Linked DNA regions of Mus musculus: region 1 is linked to region 2. A link is a loop called in an ENCODE intact Hi-C map of the cell type or tissue named here. Cell type or tissue: left cerebral cortex. All regions are shown on one strand. Links, peaks and the distances in the headings refer to the core of each region. The heading gives the core; the rest is flanking DNA. Region 1 holds the start of Cpm (carboxypeptidase M). Region 2 has its middle 12 kb from the start of Gm32235.

Region 1 (11,682 bases), core at 1,751-9,750, 58 kb after region 2:
CAGAGGAACGCAAACATGGAAGGACTTGCAGGAACCAACTGGATTTAAAATTCAATGATAACAACTGGGATCAAAACAGCTCCACCTAAGGTCCACTTAATCTTAGAAGCCAGGGGCAAGTGCTTCGTGCCCTTGCCATAGTTCCTACTCTAGTCTATTGTATAGTCCACCTTCTCCCTAGACCATTGTAAATACTTGTATATGGATGTAACTCAGCTATCTATTGTTCTAAGTGTCTACTCTGGTTCCCCCTTAGGTCACAAACTTCCTTCTTCCTAGATAATGGTAAATTTCTGTGTAGGGCAATGATTTAGCTATCCATGCCCAAGGTCGGATCAAGGACTGCCTAGAATCTAACTTAGCTATATGTCAAAATATCAATCCTTAGGAGCACTTGTAATAAAGCAATATTAAGGGAAAGCACACAGATCCGTTTACCAACTAAAGCAAGGACATTGAAGCATTCGTTATACAGGATGTCACGATTCCAGGAGACTAAGTTTCCGTGAACTTTTCGCCTCGGGACAGCGCCCAGGCTTTTCAGCCCGTCAGGCTGGTCACTACTGGAGTGGATGTAGCAGAGCTGGAGACAGGCATTTGTAAGCCACCCAGTGTGGGTGCTGGGACCCAGGCTCTGATAGAGTAGTGAGCCCTCTCTCTCTCTAGCCCCGGCCTTTCACTGTTTGAAAATGAGTTGCTATTTTAAAGGAATAAAATTTGTCTCAAATATTTTACATCTTTAAAATGTATGTACTCCTTTATCTAAAAATTCCATATTAAGGAAATTAATGATGTGCTCCAAGAACACCAAGTGCTATTCTGTGTGTGGTAATGAAATTCTAGCTGAAGTGTCCTCCTTGATCCCTGATTACTATCTACATGTATTCACAATGGTTGCCTCAGAGCAAGGGAACACTTCAGAAGCATCCCTATTTGTTTTTAGCTATATTTTCTTGTGACACTTTTGAGAAAACTGTAAAAGATCACCAGTGAGGCAAAGGAGCTTGTCACCAAACCCAATGACCTGAGTTCAGTCCCCAGAAACTACTTGATTAATGGAATAACTGAAACTGACTCCTGCAATTGTCCTCTGAACTCTGCATGTGTAAACCTGGAACTCACTCTGTAGACCAGGCTGGCCTCAAACTCAGAAGTCCTGCTGCCTCTGCCTCCCAAGTGCTGGGATTAAAGGTGTGTGCCACCACTGCCTGGCTGCATATGTAAATCTTTACACACACACACACACACACACACACACACACACACACCTACACATACACACACATATACAAACCTACATACCTATACACACATCTACACCTACACATACACCACACACACATACACTTACATACACATACACACCTACACACATACACGCACTATACATACACACACTACACACACACACACACACACACACACACACACTACACACACCACAAAATAATTAAATATAAAGTGAAGGAAGAAAGGGAGGGAGAGAGGGAGGGCAGGAGGGAGGGAGGGAGGGAGGGACAGAGGGAGGGAGGGAGAGAGGGAGGGAGGGAGGGAGGGAGGGAGGGAGGGAGGGAGGGAGGGAGGGAGGGAGGGAGGGAAGGAAGTCACAAAGTCTATCCACATTGTTCTTCTCATTCTTGTCAGCATCCGCTGGGCTGTTTAGCCCCTGGCTGTGGCTTTTTTCTCTGCTCCAATTCCTGCTGCTATTTCCGGGGCCTCAATGTCCTCAACATGAACTCTCCAACACCTTAGTTTTTCAGTTCCTTACTCTCCCACTTTTCCAGTGACCTTTTACTTCCTCTCCAGTCCTGTGACTCACGCCAGTGACATTTAGATGTCATCTTCATTCAGATCTGTTCATCTCCAGAGCTTCTGTACTTTCTGCTTTGATTCCATGGAGAAAAAAAATCCCTTCTTTTCATTAAAAAAAGTAACATTTTGTTGAGAAAAATAGTTGTTCAGAAAATATATCTTTCTTTTTTTTTTTAAATGGCCAATGAGGTGGCTCAGTAGATAGAGGGGCTTGCAGCAAAGCACAACAAAGACAGACACAGCAACCCAAGGGCTACAATTCGGCTTGCTTGAAAACCATTCAGCATTTGCTAGGACTGGTTTATTATCTGTTGTACCTCCTAAGTTCCTACCTTGTTCTACTTTTATCATTTGCCTTTTCCCACTGAATGCTCTGCCTTCCCAAGTTAGTAAGTCAAAACTATATCCTCATTATTATGCCCAAAAAATAACTTGCAGAGTGGTGATATTCTTCACCTGACTTAGGATGCTTCAACCCTAGTACGATTGGCATTTCCAGCTGGATGGTTCTTTGCTGAGGCTGGCAATGCTGTTTACCATAGAGCAGCTCTTCTCAACCTTTGGGCCACAACCCCTTTGGGGGTGTCGAGCAATCCTTACACAGGGCTCATCTAAGACTGACCGTTGGGATACACAGGTATTTACATTGCAATTAATGACAGCAACAAAATGACAGTTATGAAGTAGCAACAAAATAATTTTATGGTTGGGGTCACCCCAACACGAGGAACTGCATTAAAGGGTCAAAACATCAGGAAGGTTGAAGCACTGCTAGAGAGTCTTTAGCAGCAACCCCTCCATGCCCACGGCCTCAGGGTTAGATGCCAGGAACACTTACCCCAAATCATAAGCATCAAAAATGGCTCCAGGTACTGTGAAGGAAATAATGCCCCTGAGAGTCGCTGATGCTGCTTGTGTTAAACGGTTAGGTATTATTCACTGTTTCCTGACTCGAAAACAACACTGATTTGGAAACTCTAAGGTTCACAGTAAATCCGACACATTTTAAAATTCCCTTTAGAGTAGAAGTGGCTCACTGGAGACTTTGTTGTCTTTTCTCTGGCAGCCCCCTCCCCCACACCTACCCACCCCCTCCCCCCCCCAAGTCTCCCCCGCCCCCTCCCCCCCCCCCCCACACAAGTATAACTGTTTACTGAAAGAACATACACACCCTGTCTCCAGGTCCTATCCATTTGCTGGCAATTGCCAATCTTTTTAAAATCCTGCCCACTGATTGGCAGAACAAAGCATTACCTTTCCCTTTAAATATGTAACTCTTTGCTAGCCTCATTGGTAACATTCACTCTGTTTACTGGCTGTTTGCATTGCTGCTTTAGGACTTGCCTATTAAAGTCTAGTTGCCCACTCTTGATTTTGTAAGAGCTGTTAGTTCTGTCTTCTGGTATGTCAACGAGCCTTTGTTGCTATGAGAAAACATCTGAGAAAAACAACTTATAGGTAGAAAGATTTATTTGGGTTCAAAGGTTCAAAGGTTTCAGTTCATAGACTCTGTGGTGAGGCCGATCACCATGGGAACAGAACAGAACAAAGCCACTCACCTCTTTAGAGGCAGGAGGTGGAGAGTGAGCAGAAAGGCTAGAAACAAGATACATCCTCGAAAGTCATTTGCCCAGTGACCTACTTCCTCCTCCTCTACCAGGTTATCATCATTTCCAAATAGTGCCACAAATTATTCACAAACAATGGGTCGGTCCATTACTGAGGTCAGTCATCATGATCCCAGCAGCGTTCCAAAGCCCCATCTCTAAATACTGCTACACACAGAAGCCTTCAACACAGGAGCCTCTGCGGACATTCATAAGCAAACCGTATCGCCTTACTTGTCTTTTTTTTTTCTTGTAAACTTTATACCAGATTTACTCATACAGAATCCATATGCCAAGTTGTCAACCATTAGACTTCCGGTACTTTAATCGTTTCATCATAAGAAAAGTTGCCTTGATTGGTCTTCATGTGGGTCCCCTAACAATTGGAGCAGGGGTGGGGGAGCTGTCTATCGCTCTGTTGCCTGCTACTGGATCCCCTTCCCCTAACTGGACTACCTGGTTAGGCCTCAGTGGGAAAGGATGTGCTAAGTCCTGCTACTACTGGATGTCTCAGAGAAGGGTGGTACTGAAGGTGTGGGGGAGGGGGGCTTCCCCTCCTCAGAAAAGAAGAGAAGAGAAGGGGAGGGAAGGGAAGGGAAGGGAAGGGAAGGGGAGGGGAGGGGAGGGGAAGGGAAGGGAAGGGGAAGGGAAGGAAGGGGAGGGGAGGGGAGGGGAGGGGAAGGGAAGGGAAGGGAAGAGAATAGGTTAAGGGATTTGTAAGGGTGGGACTGTGAAGAGAGGAGGGAGGGGGCTACAATTGGGATGTAAAGTGAATAGATAGATAGATAGATAGATAGATAGATAGATAGATAGATAGATAGATAGATAGATAGATAGATGGGGGGGGGAGAAAAGTTGCCTCTGAAACCATAAATCTGAGTTTTCCCCTCTATCCAGCTTGTTTATTATTCTGCATCCTTCTCTCTCTTCCTCTCTTCCTCTCTTCTCTCTTCCTCTCTCTTCTTCTCTCTTCCTCTCTCCCTCTCTCTTCCTCTCTCTTCCTCTTTCTTCCTCTCTTCCTCTATTCCTCTCTTCCTCTCTTCCTCTCTTCCTCTCCTCCTCTCTTCCTCTTTTCCTCTTTTCCTCCCCAGCAGTGCATCTCACACCCGAATGTAGGACGGATCTCTGGAACTCTATTAAGGCTTGCAATGGGATGAGAGAACCAGAATTTTTGCATGCTCCAGGTGACATCACTGTCCTTAGATCACACTTAAGGTCACTAGTGCTAAACCTTCAGGACCCCAGCCCTCTGATTCCCTACTCAGTCCTTCTTGCCACATGTCAACCTCCAGGGCAGCAAGTGCAACTTTTTCTCACCCCTTCGTTTTCTCGGAATACCGAATACAGTGGGCAATCCATCTCAGCACTGACAAAGCCACCATCTCCCAGTCTCCAGCCACAGAGCCACTCACTACACTAGTGGCCCTCAACCTTCTCAATGCTGTGACCCCTTGATACAGTTCCTCACATTGTGGTGACTCCCACCCATAAAACTATTTCGTTGCTACCTCCTAACTGTAATTTTGCTACCATTGTGAAATGTAATCTGATAGGAGACCCCTGCGAAAGGGTTGTTCATGGCCAACAGGTTAAGATGTGCTGCTGTGCTCCAGGAAGTGACACCCCTTCCGTTTACTTCTGCAGCAGTCTGTGATCTCTAGTGAGACAATTCTTCATTTCGCTCATCTCCTTCCTGTCCCACATAATAACTGCATAAACTCCGTGGCTGCCCCCCAAGCCACACCCCTCTCCTTTCCTTTCAGCTCTTTCAACCCATGATCAGTGAAAGGAGAAGCTCTCCCAAGCCCATGGTGGCAGTACATTTAGCACAGCAACAGCTATGTCCGAAAATGTAAGCGCTGTGTTAAGGTTTCCCAATCGTCAGAAAATTCTCCTTAAAGACGTATTCATTAAGCTGGGTGTATTTAATAAACACGTCATGGCTCTAACGATGTGCCTACCAACCTTATTCAAGGCGTTAGATTGACTGCCATTTTACATAGTTCTTAGTACGCCTAGCACAGTGAATTCACATAGTCCTGGGGTCAGAGGAAGGACTTACTGCCTGAAATCACAGGAGACCTTGAAGATCCCTCAGACCTCATAACCTTACACCATCTGTATTTGTAAGAGAGGGCAGGCAGTCCTTCACCCCAGGTTCTCCACTGTGTCCCTCCCCACTTAAACCTCTAAAACAGTGGCTCTCAACCTTCCTAATGCTGCAACCCTTTAATACATTTCCCTATTTTGTGCTGACCCCCCGCCTAACCATAAAACCATTTCGTTGTGACTTCATTGTAATTTTGTTACTCTTATGAAACGCAAAGTAAATATCTGTTATTCAGGAAATCCCTGTGAAAGTCCCTATGTCCTCAGGGGGTCTCCACCCACAGGCTGAGAACCTCTGCTTTAAAACATTAATTCTTTTATTAGTCGTATGTAAGGGGCGGGCGGGGGGGGGGGCGCGGTGCAGCAAGGATCACGTTGTGCCTGTTGCCGTCAGAGAACAACTCAGTGGAGTCGGTCTCTCCTTCTACCTTTAGATGGCTTCTGAGACTGCAATTCCGGGAGCCAGATTCGCAGCCCAAGAATCTTAATCCTCTCAGTGATCTCTCCTACCCTCAAGGACCCTTTTAAGAAAAACCCTCTCCTTCTGTACACTGGGAAGAAAATTCCATCCCCTCAATTTGGGATGGTCCCTGCCGTCACTATTTAAAAAGAATCTGTTCAAGATGTGTTATAACAAATCGGTAGTTTTCCGAGTTTGTTTGCCCCAGACCCTTGCAGGAGCCGGTGTTTCTTTAACAGTGTATGTAAATCCATGGGACAGAGAGACTGTGCGTGTGGTGCCCTTTAGAACATGATGGCCCCTTGTCACGAACCCACTTCTCACCAGTCACGATCTGTGTTCTCTTTAATGCAAACACAGGTCACCCCCTCCACCCAGAAAGCAGAATTTTAGGCAGAAGCACCGGAACTGGCCTGAGGACCACGGAGCAGCGACGACAGCAGCTCTGCTTTTGTCCTGCGAGTTGGTCACAAACTCAACTCTGATTCAGTCAAATGCTATCTACTAGACACTTTTGTTGGACATGGTCCTGTACCGCACACTCGGCACACGTAAGGCTCACACACATGTTCTCTCTTGAAAGCTCCCTGGCTTTCTCAGTTGCAGCACAGGGCTGAAAGCCTGGCCCAGCTTGGACTCCAGGTGGCCCGCCCACCGCCCACCGTGGGCACCATCTGCGCAGCGTTCCCGGGACCGCGGTGGCGGAGGGCAGGCCCCACGTCCAACACGGGCTCCGACAGGTCATGCCCCACCGCCCACCAGGCTCGCTCGCTGTCCTCAATACCCTGCAGGGCACGTTGTCCTGGGAGCTAGGGCGGAGATCCCGCCCCACGGGGCGGGAGCGGCGCGGAGCGGGCGTGTTGGTGGGCGTGTCGCCCGGGGCCCGCCCCTCTGTCCGGACTATAACTCCCCCGAGCGCCCAGCGCTCGCCGGCGGGCGGAGACGCGCGCCTGGTACTGGTGAGGTTTGCGGAAGGGTGCTGCTGCGGGGACTCGGGCGGGCTGCGGGGCTCCGGTGGGAACACCTTCACCTGGCTCCTCGGAGGAGGGAGCGTAGAGCTCAGGTGCCCCCGAGGGCGGAGAGGACTCGGGGCTGGCGATGCCCGCGCTTCTCCGTGGCGGACCCAGCTGCTCACTTCTCCTCCATCTCTAGGACATGGACCGCGCGCGCCTGTGGCTGGGGCTTCTGCTGCCCGTGGTGGCCGCCCTGGATTTCCGATATCACCACCAGGAAGGGATGGAGGCGTTCCTAAAGAGCGTGGCTCAGAACTACAGTTCGATCACGCACTTGCACAGCATCGGGAAATCTGTGAGAGGTAGGTGGCTTCCTGCGCACATCCCTAACCCTCAACCCGCGTTCAAAAGTAAGTTGAACGACAGCGTCTGGTCCCCTGTTGGTGAGGCTCTCCAAACGCGCTCCACGCAGGTAAAGCACACCTTGCCCAGTCAGGGGTTTCCTGCTTTTGTTTGTTGTTGTTTGTTGGTTGATTTTTTGTTTTTATTTTTGTTTTGTTTTTTCAATTTTGTTACATCAGGAGAGCGGTAAGAGGAACTGTATATATATATTGTCGTTTCTCTACAGAGAGTCATTGTCGCTTAGTCCTCTGTTTTATTGCCGTTGGGGATCGGGAAGTAATTATCTGAGAGGTGTATCTTCGTTCCTTTTCAGGGTAAACATCTTCCTCAGTTTCCCTTTTTGTTGGCTTCCTTGCATACTGATTGTGACTGTTAACTACGGATTCCTCAGGTCATTTTAAAACTAGACAGTGCCATACTTTTGTCGAGTTCTACACATATGTGATTAACCCGATAGCTTAAAGTTATGAGAAAATGTAGGTCTATGTCTAAAGGCTGTTTTTGAAGGATACACCTGCTTGGTAGTAAGTCACAACGAATGATCTCCTTAGCATTTGCAAATGTATCACTTAGTCTGCTTTACTTTTGAAACTATATATTCTTAGTGGAGAGAGTAGATGGGGATCCAAGAAGTTAAGAATTTTGGTCGAGTTACCTAGATGGCGATTCTATCCATCCATCCATCTAGCTAGCTAGCTCCTGGAGATAAAACTCAAGACCTCATTTGTGTTCCGCATTGTATCGTTAACCTAACCTGCTAGCCATAGAGGGTGAAGTTTTAGCCAGGACCTGCACCTGATCATTTTGGGTGGGGCAAATAAATTTAGCAGCTAGCATCATCTCCTAATCTTTTGTTACTACGCTGATTCTCACAAAAGTGGTTACCAGAAAACTTAATGCCTGGAATGAAAGAGCCCTGAAGTTCATGCAGTTTGGCTCAGCTGTGGAAGTTGTGTTCAAAAGTTCTGACCTGCAGTTTAGCACTGATCTCTTGACTCGACTGGAAGTCTCATAACCACATTACTAAGCAACCAGTCACTTCTCATAACTGTTAATGTCATGGTTCAGTTCTTGTATTACAGAGAAATATTAAAAATGCAATAAAAACAGCTTTGACTGTGTAATAGAAGCTTTATTTTGAAGCAGCATTGCCAGAGTTGGTGTCAGAAATCATCTAAGGGCTGGAGAGATGGCTCAGCGGTTAAGAGCACTGATTGCTCTTCTGAAGGTCCTGAGTTCAAATCCCAGCAACCACATGGTGGCTCATAACCATCTGTAATGGGATCCAACGCCCTCTTCTGGTGTGTCTGAAGAGAGCAATGGTGTACTCATATACATTTAATGAATAAATCTTAAAAAAAAAAGGAAATAATCTGAAATCCTCTGATCACCACAAACCCCAAGTATGGAGGTTAGTTATATGGAAAGTTATATCTTGAATCAGCATCTAGATTGAGTCTCTTAAAATAATTTATCCAAGGGCTAGAGTAGAGCAAATTTAAAGGATCTAAGAAGCCAGGCAGTGGTGGTGCCTGCCTTTAATCCCAACACTTGGGATTTCTGAGTTCGAGGCCAGCCTGATCTACAGAGTGAGTTCCAGGACAGCCAGGGCTATACAGAGAAACCCTGTCTCGAAAGAAACAAACAGAAAAAGAAGGTCTAAGAATACTAATTAATATAAAAGAAATGTACATCGCAACTAACTTGCTGTTATTGTTCAATCATTTTGTAACTACCAAGGTGATGGGATGCTGTTAGTCCAAGTACCACAGGACTCGTGTGCTTTTGTGTTTTCAAACACAAGGTTCTTAGGACAGATGTATGAGACTGTCCGCCTGCGAGCCGCCTGCTCACCTGAACTCAAACCTCGGGAAGAGTGAATGGAAGCCAGTAGACTTACTTGATCTTTATCTTTAACCTTGTATGCGCTTCAGTGGTTAAAGGATGAAGGGACTGTGGTGTAAGAAATAAAGCTGGCACCAGCAGCCAGATACTTGTGCTGTGTATGCATCTCTAAGTAATTACTTGGATTAGGGGGGAAAAAAATCCCAAATCTACCGTTAGGTTCCAGGGTAGGTCAAACTGTACACCTATGATTGACACCCGGTTGCCAAGGTGTCCCTGAATTTTAGTGTGATCACTGAGGTGTGGTGATTCTTGATGGCGCTCTTTCCCGGACATTTGCCCTCCGGTGTGAGGTATGTGTACTTAGCACATGGGGTTTACCCTGGTTGTCTTTATTTACTTTTTACCGCTATTAATATGGGCAGCCTCACCCGGACGAGGAAATAATGGCTAATTGGGCAAGCGCACCAGTGCACCTTGGGTTTTGTGAGTCTCTGTCATGTTTCCATTACTGCAGTTATGAATTTTACTTCCTTCCCCACTGCACACTACTTTAATATTTATTTTTAGGAAATATGATTTCAGACAGCTGATGAATTCTCTTGGTTTTAGACTCTGATTATGTGTGTTTTGTTAGTCATTCCCCATGTTGGGACGTTGGAATACTTTCTGATTCTGTTATAAATGATGATATAAATCCATCGATACATATCTTACATACATGCATTAGTGTACATGCATGCTTTGTCTACAGAATCCAAAGAGGGCATCATATCTCCCTGGAACTGAGGTTCCAACAATAGCAGCTTCCGCGTGGGTGCTGGGAACTTGATGTGGGTCCTCTAGAGAAGCAGCCAGTGCTCTTAACCAGTGAGCTGTCTTTCCAGCCCTGAACTTTTACTTAAAAAAAAAATTGAAACCTACACATTTGAGCACAAATTTACTTTTAACCTAGATTTAGACATAGTAGATGAGCCATATTTGACTCTAGGTTTTGAAGGCATCCTTAAAACTTGTTGACATGGTGTAGAAAAATCTTAGGTGAAAAACGAGAAAAGCAGTACCAAGTGGACCAGGGCACAATATTCACTGTCAGTGGTGTGTGTGTATGTGTGTGTGTGTGTGTGTGTGTGTGTGTGTGTGTGTGTGTGTGTGTATGTATGTGTGTGTATGTGTGTGTGTATGTATGTGTGTGTGTATGTGTGTGTATGTGTGTGTATGTGTGTGTACGTGTATGCGTGTATATGTGTGTGTGTGTATGTGTGTGTGTATGTGTATATGTGTGTGTATGTGTGTGTATGTGTGTGTGTGTGTTCATGAATTGCATAATTTGTTGAGCAAACAGACATATCTCATCTGTCCCTTGCTATCAGGTATCCTCCTTCAGATACAAATGTATTTATTACTAATTTCTCAGGCTTGGCCATCTGCATCTCACTAAACCAGTTTAGGACTATTGCTTGGTGGGTTGTTTTTTTTTTTTCTTTTTGTAGGAGGGTGTTTTGTTTTGGTTTGGTTTTGGTTTCCTGAAATAGGGTTTTGGCTCTGGAGTTTGTTGTTTTGTTTTGTTTATTTTCCATTCGTTTTTTTTTTAATGAGTTATTTCTTTATTATACATAAGTATACTGTAACTGTCTTCAGACAGTTTTTCTTGCTCCGGCCCTGCTTGCTCACTGTAGCTGTCTTCAGACACCCCAGAAGAGGGCATCAGATCTCATTACAGGTGGTTGTGAGCCATCATGTGGTTGCTGGGATTTGAATTCACATCCTTCGCCCTTCGGAAGAGCAGTTGGCACTCTTAACCGCTGAGCCATCTTTACAGCCCCTTGCTTGTTTTGTTTGTTATTTTGAGACAGGGTCTCACTGTCTGTCCTGGGTAGCCCTTGCTGTCCTGGAACAGAACTCACTGTGTCAGGCTGGCCTTGAACTCACAGAGATTCTCCTGCCTCTGCCTCCCAAGTTCTGGAATTAAAAGCATGTGCCACCACCACCACACCCATTTTAAAACAGGGTTTTTGATTGTTTGTTTTGTTTTGAGACAGTGTTTCTCTGTAGCCTTGGGTGGGCTAGAACTCACTCTGTAGACCAGACTGACTTTAAACTCACAGCGATCTGCCTGCCTCTGCCTCTTGTGTGCTAGCTAGGATTAAAGATGTGTACCACCACTACCACCCAGTAAAACAGGGTTTTAAAAGTAACTCAGGTTGGCCTTGAACTTACTATAGAGTATACAGGCTTGCCTAATCTCGTGGTCCTACCTCAGCTGTCACAGTGATGGAGTTGTGAGTGTAGTTACAAAGCTGAGGATCTAGAAGTCAAACTTGGGCACCGTGGTTCCGAAGCCTGTGCTCAGACATTGCTGTCTTAGCTGTGAGGATGTTCACCACAGCACTGCACATAACAGAAAAGATTTACAAATAAACTCAATACCCTCTGACCATTGCCAGCTGTGGCAAAATGCTTCTCTAAAGAGAAGGGAGGGATGTGTTTGGAA
Region 2 (11,682 bases), core at 1,455-9,454:
AGTCAGTCTGTGGCACTTTGTCACAGTAGCGACAATAGCCAATTGTCAATAGTCAACAAGTCCTTTCCTCTGGATAGTATTGAAATGGGTTGTTCCTCAGCTAAGGTATGGAAGGAAGGCCAACACCCAGAAGGACTCTCTTTCCATTGGGATTTGCAAGCACTCTGAAAAAGCTAATAATCACAACTAAGAAAAGGAGTCCAAGGATCTGGCCTAAAAGGACCCAGCCTCCAGATACAAGGCACGACCTACATCTGTGGGTGCCACAGGGAAACCTGGTGGAGTTTCTTGGGCCTAGTTTCCCAGCTCTGGACAGTAATTAAAGCCCAACTGGATTCTAGATGAAACTTCTGGCGAAGCAAATGTATCACGGACTTTAATGCACACACAGTGCCTACCCCTGTGTGGTCAGGCCAAACTCCAAGAACTAGGCATATTTTTGTGAACACACATAACCTATCTTTGAGATTACCTTTTATAGTAAATATAGAGGCAAGTATAAGGAAATATTTCAACTGCAAAATAAGCCAGAAAGAGCCAGGGACAGGCTCAGTGGGTAAAAACACTTGCCACACAAGTCTGACAAGCTGTTTGGTCATCAGAAGCCATGTTAGAAGGAGAAAAGCAACTCTCTGATCTCTACATGGGTTACACACATTTGAGATACAGATAGACAGACAGACAGACAGACACACATAAATAAAATATCTTTTAAGAAACTAAAGAACAGCTGGCAATTCTCTTAGCCCAGCGCTGGGGCCATCAGATTCACAGGGACTTTATCTGATTTACAGGGAATACACTGTGTTTCTCTAGGCTTCTATGACTGTAAGTTTTGGAAAAAAATTTAAAGATACAAATAATTTTTCATCCATGGATATGCAAATAAATTCTACCCAATGACAGAAAAATCAAAGTCCAGCTTTGTATCTATTTAAAATTAATTTCAACATTTCTGATCTGCTCTGCATTTTTTTTTTTCATTTTAAGATGTATTTATTTTTGTTTTATGTGTCTGGAATTTTTCATTGAGTATATGTTTATACACCACATGTCTGCAGTACTGGAGGTAGCCAGAAGAGGGCGATAGATGCCCTAGAACTGGAGTTACAGCCCATTGCGAGCTTCCATGAGGGTGCTGAGAACCCTGACCTCTGCCAGAACAGCAGGTGCTATAAACCATTGCTCTATCTCTCCAGCCTGCTGTGTACTCTTCTCAAAATGCTTGTTATCATTCTGATTCATTAGATGAATTAGGAGAACCTTTAATGTTCATAGCGGATCTGAGTGATGGTTGTAATTTTACCTTTTAATTAAAACTTAGGTAATAGCATTCATATTTTCCATAGGCTTTTAAAGGAAATTCTCATTTTGTAGGGTCTATCTTATGATTAAAACCTCTATTTATTAAGGGCATAATTTCACTTATTTTAAAAGGTAAGTATCTCTAATTTCACCTATTTGCCCGACTTTTACTCTAAAAAGCTAAATAAAATAATCCCAAAGACTGGTTTTTTTTCAATGGGGTTATCTAAGTATTGCTCTTCCTAAACAAACCTGGCCTCGGGGTCTACCACTGTTCTCTCACAGCACACTCATAGGCTGCTCCAGACACCAACACTGCATGTTTGGGGAAAGAGTCCCTATGCCATACAGGCAAGCCATGCTGCCAAAGACAGCACTTAGATGCCATTAAATCCATTCAATTCCAAGTCTATGTGCCCGGTGTCACATCCTGTAGGCAAACCTCCAGCCCGGCTCCAGACGCCCATCATAATAAACGCATGCCTAACCCTCTGCTTAGATTTATCTAACTTTCTCCAGAGGCTCCCAGGACTCAGAAAAGCATTTATATTTACTGTTTACTCTAAAGGGTATGACAAGTAATGGGATAGAGAGAGAGGCGTGGGTGTGGTATGCTGGGTGTGGGGTATTCACACCTCCTTTGCCCTCAGACCCTCCAGGAACCTCCACGTGTTCAAGGCCACCTTGACACTCTCCAGACTCTCTTCTCCAGGGGTTTACTGGAGACTTCATTACATAAGCATGATGGAAGTACAGCCAACCATGCAGAAATGAGATGGGCACAAAGGCCTGTTCCGAAGCTACCAGACTGAGTAGGAAACACAGAGAGGCCTGTCTGTCTGGATTCTTCTTGGCTTCACTGTGCCGCCGCCTCCTCCCAGGTATCTCTTCTGCAGTGGATGTTTTATGACCCATTACCAGACAAGATAGTGTCTTTGTGCCAACACCAAGACAGAAAGGAGGAGGAGGATTTTAGTTTCTACAATCCGCCTCAAAGCCCACTAGTCCATCTAACTCTTTCTGCTTGCCCCACCACTTTCAGAAAAGGATGCTTGCTTATTTATTTATTCATTTGCCAGAACTGAGTGGAAAATTAGGAAGTCTCCCACCCACACCCCCTTCGCTCTTCAAACACACTGCGTGCATGCTCACCTTGGCCATGATTGTCTTCGTCTTAGGAGCATTAGACATAGTCATTACTAGGTCAATGATTAAAACAACAAAACAAAAGGCAAAGCTTGGGCTGTTAGCAGCTCACGTCTGTGTCAAGTTCATTCTCATTTTGATCTGTTGCACATTGTTCTGTGTTCCTACTTCTTCAGTTTGGGTTTGTTTGGATGGTTGGACTGTTGGTTGGTTGCCTGGGGACTGGGTCTCACTCTATAGCTCTGGCTGTCCTGGAACTCCATACATACAGCAAAGTGGTCTTGAACTCCCAGAGATCCACCTGCCTCTGTCTCCTGAGTGCCACCTGGCTCATATCTAGGAAGTTCTTAGTTCTTGCCTGACTAGTGTGCCTTAAGGAGAGGTGTGGGCCAGCTGTCCCAGCCCCATCTCAGGTCTGATGGAATCTTTATCTTTCCAGGGTCTACTTCTAGCTGTGGAGCAACTTTAAAAAGGATGTTCCTGCTCCTCACTCTGTTGGCTTCAAATGCACTCCACGGGTTTCAAGATGTTCAGAGCAGCTGCATGCTCGGCCCATGTAGGCTTTTATCTGGCTCATCACACAGTCTACAGCCGTGGCTGGGAAAGTCTCTTGGACCAGTAGCATCCCCATCCCTAGAAACTTCACAGAAACATAAGATCCCCAAGTTCCTCCTCAACCTACCAAGCCTGCTAGATTGGGATTGGAAACTCCGGGGGTGGAGCTCCCACAGTCTCTCAGGTTAATTTTAATGCCCAGTGGAGTTTGAGACCAATGGCTTGTCTCACCTTCATTAGAGGATGGGAGACTTAACTCTGATCCACCATCCAGTTTGAAGCTGGTTGGTATCTTGGCATGTGGTTGCAAAGGTCATCACGTGGTCATCGGTCACTCAGTCGCTTCGGCTTACAGATTCTCCACTTTGTCATTTGATAAGCAGCCCCATGACTAGACAACCCCCCAGTTCCTTTTTCTGGTCTAGGAAGAATCTCACCCCTCTCAGAATGGACAGATGGTGTCCAAACAGTGGAAGAAACGTCTAAGCTAGGTCTTCGGGTCTGCGAAGACCTTGTCCCCAGCTACATACTCCCATCCCTGAATCCCACAAAGTAAGGCTTTCAAAATGACAACCCCCGCCCCTCCAAAGGCCAGGTGCAAGCTGTAGTCCCAGAACTCAGGAGGTAGAGGCAAGGGCATCAGAAGTTCACGGCCAGCATGGACTACATGAGATCTTCATCTCTAAAGAGTTCAGAGCAGCAATACCAACAACAAAAAGACTGCATTCTTTAACCGTTTCTGGGTTTCTCATGGGGTGTAAAGGTGGTTTTGAGTTGCGGGGGGGGGGGGTCAACTACTTCCTTGGGGAGCTTTCTTTAACCCTCATCATGGGACTAGGCTAGACCCTTTCTGTGACATGGGACCTACATTCAGACAAGGTCGACCAAAGAATTTCTTTGTGACCAACATGGGAAAGCAGGGAACCTAGAGTAATGGGTACATTTTAGCCCTTGGCTTTTTGGATGGAGGGTCTTGTTCCTGTGGCTCACTTTAGGAAGAGAAGTTCTGGTCCTTTTGGCTTGTCTCCGAGAAGATCGAGGGTGAAAACAGGATGCCCTTCCTCTGAGAGATCCTTTTCTGAGCTCCAGGGGATGCCTCCTTGGAGAAAAGAAGCCTTGCCTAGCAGAGCGCTCGCTCTTCTACAGAGAGATCAGCAGAGTATCTCTTCACAGTCCCCAAGAGCCCAGTGAGCAGTACAGCCTCTGCATCGTCTGACCCGACACTGGCTCTCCCAGCCATCCTGCCTTGCACTCCCCTAGAGGTCTCCTCAGACCTCCCTACTAATCCTCTTCTGAAGGGATGGACTTCCAGGCTGCCTGTGGCTTCCGGTCATGTGACTATGCTTGAGATACAAGTGTATCCGTGGGTCATGTGACCATGCTTAAGTTACAAATGTATCCGTGGGTCATGTGACCATGCTTGAGTTGCAAATGTATCAGTGGGTCAGTGGGTCACAATCCACGCCTTCTGTGTTTCAGTCCCCAATGGCACCAACTTTATTGAGTGAGAGCTTTATGGGACTCACCCTTTTCCTGTTTCTAGCTTATTTAGAAAAGAACTAAACAGCCTAAGAGAATCAGGCATTAAATTGGGGTGATTGAAAGGATATCCTTGTGGACTTAGAGTTTTCAACATCTATCCCTAAGAGTAGCACTGAATCACACGGGGGCATTATTTGAATTATTAATCCCACTCTCCAAGACCAGTTTAAAGGTTAGAAAGCCCCAAGTCTTTTAAATACTCCAAGAACCATAACTTCTGAGACCTTGCACCTCTTGGCCACCCTCTTAAGTGTGTTGAGCATTAAGGGGCGGGGGGGGGGGGTGGCATTTTGGGCACCCGTTAAAAGAAAAGGGATATCTTTTCCTCAACTATCAGAGGGCTCAGGCTGCCATCTCTTTAAAGGAAGCCAGATCAAAGAGAGAAAGGCAAGACAAATTTATTTATGCAAAAATATTACAAGATACGGCCCTTTCAGCAAGGAAGAAGGAACACCCAGGGAAACAGTTCTTACAGGCACCTGTGTAAAAGTGTGACTACAGGACACAGTGCTCCGTGAGATGGCGACTCACTGGAGGGCTGCCCAGAGAGAGGAATACCACAGTCCAACACTGGCACTAGTGACTTGAGCTAGCAGTTTGTGTGACCCCACAGAGGTCAGACAGCAACGTGCTTGACTTAAGATGCCCTGTGGTGTCGGAGGCTGAGACATCCTAGAGGACCTTGATGCAACCAATGCCTAGGAACCACTGACTTGGAAAGCATCATTGCTTTTATACAGTATTCTTTAAAAAAAAAAATCTTGAATATTTATTTGTTGGCCAGAATTGCTTTACTAGTGGAGAACACTCAGTGAATGATAAAACTCCAAAAAGAAAGTGGAAATTATGAAAAACAAACAAACCAACCACTGAAATCTGAGAGTGTGTCTTCCTTCCTGAATTATCTATCACCTGCCATGTGAAAATTTGTCAGAAAAGACATTTTCCTTTTGAGTTATGGCCACTCACTAAAGTTTTGTTTTGAGTGACAGCGTTTGGATCTAGTGGCACAGCAATGAGTTGATGAAATTCACTCCCAGGGCAAAAGCTTAAATGTTTCTCCCCCTCTCCCTCTTCCTCCCCTCCCCTTCCCCTGCCCCTCCCCTCCCCCCTCCTCCTCCTCCTCCTCCTGTTCTTTTTGAACACAGGAGAGTGAGGACAGAGAGAAAAGGGCAGAAATCGTCCTACCCTCACATACACAGCTATTTTAAAATATAATTACACATTTGGCAGATGTCTCTATTAGATTGCCTGGAGGCAATCGCATTTGCATCAAACACTTCAAGGCAGGATGTTAAAGAAGCACCGGGCTGGTCAGAGCGTGGGCTGGAAAGGACCAAAGTCTTTGGGCTTGCACTTGGGTTTGCACTCCGAGCCTTCAATCCACCTCGCTCTGCACCAGCTTTTTGGTGGGGCAGTGCGAGTCTCTTCAGCTCTCCTTTCTGCATTAACCACCTTTGTTTTTCCGTCTCTGGGTCCCAGGGTGAAACCAGCCTCCCATCAGGACGGATTTGCTCTGAGCCCAGAGACTACCAAATATCCAATCATTCAGGACGGAGAAGGCGGGGAGGGGAGGCAATCGTTCGCCTAGCAGGAACCTGGGCACATATGGCTCTCCTGGGGGTTCCCTATGAGTCAGAGCCAAAGGCGAAGCAGGTTGTGAACTCTGCAGCGGAGCAGTTGCAGAACCAGAGGTGGACTTTCACATTTGCTCCCAGATGCCCGAACTCGAGTTTCCTTCTACTGAAATCCGAGCTGGTGGTAAAAGGCATAAAAGTGGCTGCATTAGGAGCTGGCTCACAGTCAGCACTTTCTCCTTGAACAGCAGGAAGGGTTTGCACTCGGCTCGAAAAGCAGCTGTGCGAACATTTCAAGCAGCTGGGTTTGGTGGCGGCCGTAGACGCTTAGCGATGCTCCATTTCTGGAGCTAAGTTAAGCGCTCCAGGCTTGCTTGCTTGCGAGCAAAGGTGACTAGGGAAGCAGGCTCAAAGGCAAACAGCGAAAAGAACCAGGTTCCCCACCTACCGAAGTGAAAATCTTTAACAAACTACCTAAAAGGGGGTGGGCGGGGTGGGGTCGAGCCATTGTATTTTAAGTTAGGAATTAGTTCTTTAATGCTGTAGGCAAAGCACTTACCTGATAGGGCTTATCTGTTGGCTGGAATTCATCAAGGTAATGGGTTTGTTTAATGGTGTTTGCAAAGTTCAAATCTGCTGTGGGAAAGATTCAACTCGTTTGCACCATCATTAAGGAATGAATGAGAGTCATAGCATTTAGGACTGAATGCTACACCAGGAAGGAGCATCCTTTGAGCTTTTCTCCCTGAGGTTCCCAGGCAGGATTCCAGCCTTCGGGAACCAGGGATGACTAATTCAGTGCAATTGCCAGAGCTATGGAAATGAAACACCCGCGCAAAGCTCTCCCTTTGACTTTAGAAGCTGATGAATCCACAGTAGAGCTGGGGTATGAACGTTTTTTCCAAGGGGCAAGGAAGAAAAACCATTTGCCCTTAATTGTACCATTAATGGACTGTCATGCTAGCTTCAGCTATCAGGAGAGCCCATAACTATTGTCGGAGAAAGGATGGGGAGGCAGACCCACAGCAGGCATCAGGTGGAGTCTAGTTCAGACTTGTGCAAGAAGATTGCTTTAGGAATGGCAGAAATGGAAAAAAATAGGTTCTGTGGCTTCAGCTTCTACTACAGAGGAAAAAAAAAAAAAAAGAAAGGGTACACAGAACACTTATTACTTGCATTGTACAGCAGCCTGACAGCCTTTTGTGAGTTTGCAGAGGAAGGCGGGAACCATCGACATTTCTTTTGGGGGCCACAAGAATAGCGACCCAGACACAAGAACATTAGGAAGGTCCAGGGTAGACTCCTCAGATATGGGACCTCATGTGCAGATGTTATTAGAAGCTGTAACAGTAACACACACACACACACACACACACACACACACATTCTTTCCTCCTTCGGGCCTCGAACCTCTGCTGATCTGCACAGGGCTAGCTACTTTTTTTCATTTACTACCACAACGCACGAATTTATTCCAGCCACCAGTCTCCTGCTGCCATATTACTCTGCTCAAATGCCTCGGTCACGCTTACTACTTTACAAGACGGAAATCAGGGTTCTTACATACAGCAGATACCTTTTCATCTAAGGTGAGAATAACCTGGGGGGCTGGAGTCCCAGGAAGCCAGCAGCCACTGTAGTACCCCCACCCCCTGCTGGAGGCTTCTGAGTCCTTTGTCTCTTGAGCTCAAAGAACGGGTTCCATGGATAATGTGAGGGTGAGGTTTTAGAAAGGAGTGTATTAAGTGAGTGTATGTGGCAGCTTAAGAAGTAGGAAGAGGGCAGAGGTCCTGTATAGGAAAGGCAGGTGCTGAGAAAATGGTTGCCACTGAGGGTCAGTCAGTGTCCCTGTCTGGGCTGAAGCATGGTGGGAGGGGGGTGCGGGGGAGGGGTGAGCTGGCAGTTTGGTTGCTCACCCACAACGTATCCATGCTCCTCTTTTGTCTGTACTAGAGTTTTCGGGACTACCTCTCTCTCAAACGGCCTCCAGGGAGCTGTGTATAAGAAGAAAACTAACAAAAAAAAAAAAACAAAAACAAAAAAAAAAAAAAAAAACAAGAAACAAAAACCACTAGGAAGCAGAGCCCTTAAACACTTCTGACATTTCCAGACTCTGACCAAGACAGCACCAAACACATCGCTGGCTTCAGGTCAAAGATGAAGAACCGAGGGCCCGGTCCCTTACGAGCTCCTGTCTCCTGTTCTCATTCACACAGCCTGGGTTTCTATTAGTTATTATGGTCTCTGATCTGTCTGTTCACACTCTGCCTCTCTAGCCCTGACAGATGTCTTTTGTTTTGTTTTGTTTTCCCTTTCATTTCTTTTCTTTTTCTTTTCTTTTTTTTTTTTTTTGTTTTTTTTTTGTTTTTTTTTTGTTTGTTTGTTTGTTTGTTTGTTTGGTTGGTTGGTGGTTTTTCGAGACAGGGTTTCTCTGTGTAGCCCTGGCTGTCCTGGAACTCACTCTGTAGACCAGGCTGGCCTCAAATTCAGAAATCCACCTGCCTCTGCCTCCCGAGTGCTGGAATTAAAGGCGTGCGCCACCATGCCCGGCCTTTCTTTTCTTTCTTATTACCACACACACAACATTTGAGTGTGTGGCATGCACATATATACATATTCATGGGTATATGCATAGGTGTGTGCATAAGCATATACATATACATATGGGAGCCAGAGATCAATGCTGAGTCTCTCCTTCTATCTCTGTCTTCCTGAGGTTTTGTATAAGGGTCTCTTGCTGAGCCTGGAGTTGGTGTAGACTGGCTGAACAGGAAGTGCTAAGGACACTTCTCGTCACTTCCCCAGGACCAGAACTACAAGCACACACTGCTGCGCCTAGCCTTTGCGCACGTGGTGGGCATCAAACTGAGGTTCTTGGGTCTGATGATAAGCCATCCCCTCAGCACAATCTCTCTCTCAAAAAAAATAAAAAATAAAATAAAATAAAATCTTTTTACAACTATTTCCTGGGACTAGAAAAACGGCTCAGTGGTTAAGAACACCAGCTGCTTTTCCAGCAGATCTGGGTTCGATTCCCAGCACCCACTTTGTAACTCACAACAACCTCTAACTCCAGTCAAAGGGGATCTAACACCACCTTCTGACCACCACAGGCATCCCACCCATCTACCAGAAGTGTACAGACATATACATGCAGGCAAAATGACCATACACATTGTCATAGTCAGGGTTTCTACTCCTGCACAAACATCATAACCAAGAAGCAAGTTGGGGAGGAAAGGGTTTATTCAGCTTACACTTCCACACTGCTGTTCATTACCAAAGGAAGTCAGGACTGGAACTCACACAGGGCAGGAAGCAGGAGCTGATGCAGAGGCCTGGAGGGAAGTTACTTAATGGCTTGTTCCCCTGGCTTGCTCAGCTTGCTTTCTTATAGAACCCAGGACCACCAGCCCAGGGATGGCACCACCCACAAGGGGCCCTCCCATCCTTGATCACTTTGAGAAACTGCCTTACAGCTGGATCTTATGGAGGCATTTCCTCAACTGAAGCTCTTTTCTCTGTGATAACTCCAACCTGTGTCAAGTTGACACACAAACCAGCCAGTACATACACAAAATAAAATAAACCTTTGGAAAACCTAAACTTATTTCCTGAAGAATTCAGCATAGTAAATGACAAGTAGTTACATGCCATTTACGGTGTCATTCATTATGTGTCCCCAGTAATCTAGAGGCAATTCAAAGCACACGGGTGAAACCGAGCATGAGGCTGATGAAGGCTGCAGTACTCATACTTAGGAGATGGAGCCAGGAGGACAAGAAGTCAAGGCTATTTTTACCTACCTGCTAAGTTTTCAGCCACCTGGGGCTACAAGACTACAGAGACACTGTAAAATATTATTATTATATATTTTATATTATATAGTAATATATTATTATTATATCAATATTAATAATTAATTAATAATTAGTCGACAATATTATTGATATTATATTAATATAATGTAATATTGACATAGTACATATAATAATAAAGTATATGGGATATCCTATATAGTACATTATAATAATAAAGTATATGGGAGGATTCTGTAGACTGAAAGTGATCATGTGATATGCAAATATGAACATCTCCATAAAGGATTTTAGGGATCTGAGATGCCGGTCTCTTCTGAGGATCCTGAGGAAAGGCGGATACTGAATTAATAAGGCAAAAGTCTGTAGATGTAAGGGAGCGAGTTGTAGAAGGGTGGGAAAGGAAAACAGGAGAAGACAGGACCTGGTTCATCTGTCATGAGAACAGCTCAGTCAACAATGCACGGCACTGGCATGTGCTTCCTGCAAAGGCATCACAACGCCCCAGGGAACAATGTCAACATTGAGAGAGTCAGTGGGAGACAAAGAGAGGGTGTAGCCTGCACCTTAATCTGCAAACACCATAAAAGACTCCCATCAGAATTTAGCTCTGGGCCGCCATAGAAGGTCACTTTCCTCGCTTTTCTCCCATATGCCCATGCCTCACCAATTGTCCTTTCCCTCGAGAGCAAACCAGCTTTGTCCTAACTCTGCATTTCCTGAAACTGCACGTTATTTCCACTGTCGTGAAAAAGGATTAATTCCCCATACACACATGCAAAAGTCCATCAGAACGAATTTCAGTTGCTTCAGGAAACCAATGATCCCCAGCGTGCTGGGCTCTGCTCCTGTGGGGCTGCAGTCGCTGTACCGACCAGACCAAGCAGTTTGCTTCTGGTGCCAGGATTCTCCAGTGTGACCTCACGTAAGTTCCTCAGCTCTTCCAGCCTCACCTCTTTTGTCTACACAATGAAGCGCAGTTCCTGAGTAATAAAGACTGTATCTTGGATAATAAAAACGGTGCCCATCTTGTGTACCCAGGGAGGGTCATGTCAGACATTTATGGTGGGGACTTCCCTGATCCCAGGGCCTGGCACTAAAGGATTATAATAATCATCACTAAATCATTCCCAGTCTCAAACAGGACAAGTAGTTAAAGGTCCACTAAGTTGAATTCCAAACACCCACATGAAAGCAGCGTTTTGATGGCTACTGTGTTCTTATACTTTCAAAATAAGGGAAGAGGAATTACTGCCTTATAAACATGCACGGAGAGTCTCCTGTGGCCAGGGCCTTGAGTGTTGTATTGATTCAAATAACTTATAGAATGTCCCTGCTTCTGCAGATGAGGACTTGCATAGCTCGCTGAAAAGGAACAATTCAACGTTACACTCAGATCTGTGCCACCTGGGAGCCTTTCTCCTTCTATGAATTGCAGGACCCCCGAAAAGTACAATATAGGTCTGCAACTGACCAAGTCTTAAATTCTAAAGAAAAACGAAGGATAAGAAGATGTCTTAGTTAGGGTTTCCGTTGCTGTGAAGAGACACCATGACCTAGGCAACTCTTTTAAGATTTCTTTATTTTATGTATATGAGCACACTGTAGCTGCCTTCAGACACGCCAGAAAAGGGGATTGAATCCCATTACAGATGGTTCTGAGCCACCATGTAGTTGCTGAGAATTGAACTCAGGACCTCTGGAAGAGCAGCCAGTTTTCTTAACTACTAAGCCATCTC

The links. A loop is a pair of places that touch in the nucleus more often than their neighbours do. Peaks named below come from ENCODE experiments on the same cell type or tissue, not always from the same donor. Only the 100,000 strongest peaks of a DNase experiment are listed, where the experiment ranks them.
Region 1: a loop joins it to region 2, with 2.2 times the contacts of the local background. A loop is called at or near these places in 3 of 42 quality-filtered maps.

The regions. Positions count from the first base shown.
Region 1 is chr10:117,622,581-117,634,262 of GRCm38, forward strand. It overlaps Cpm (carboxypeptidase M), which reads left to right and starts at 6,920. Exons shown (of 9, transcript NM_027468.1): 1 at 6,920-6,947; 2 at 7,141-7,303. The coding sequence starts at 7,144. In left cerebral cortex, for the core only: a CTCF peak has its summit at 8,621 (motif pointing left); DNase peaks (open chromatin) are centred at 6,629 and 6,827; H3K4me3 peaks cover 1,495 bases.
Region 2 is chr10:117,565,318-117,576,999 of GRCm38, forward strand. No RefSeq gene overlaps it. Among named protein-coding and RNA genes, the nearest start is that of Gm32235, 12 kb to the left of the region's middle. In left cerebral cortex, for the core only: no CTCF peak of the experiment used is centred there; DNase peaks (open chromatin) are centred at 6,395 and 6,926; H3K4me3 peaks cover 809 bases; H3K27ac peaks cover 216 bases.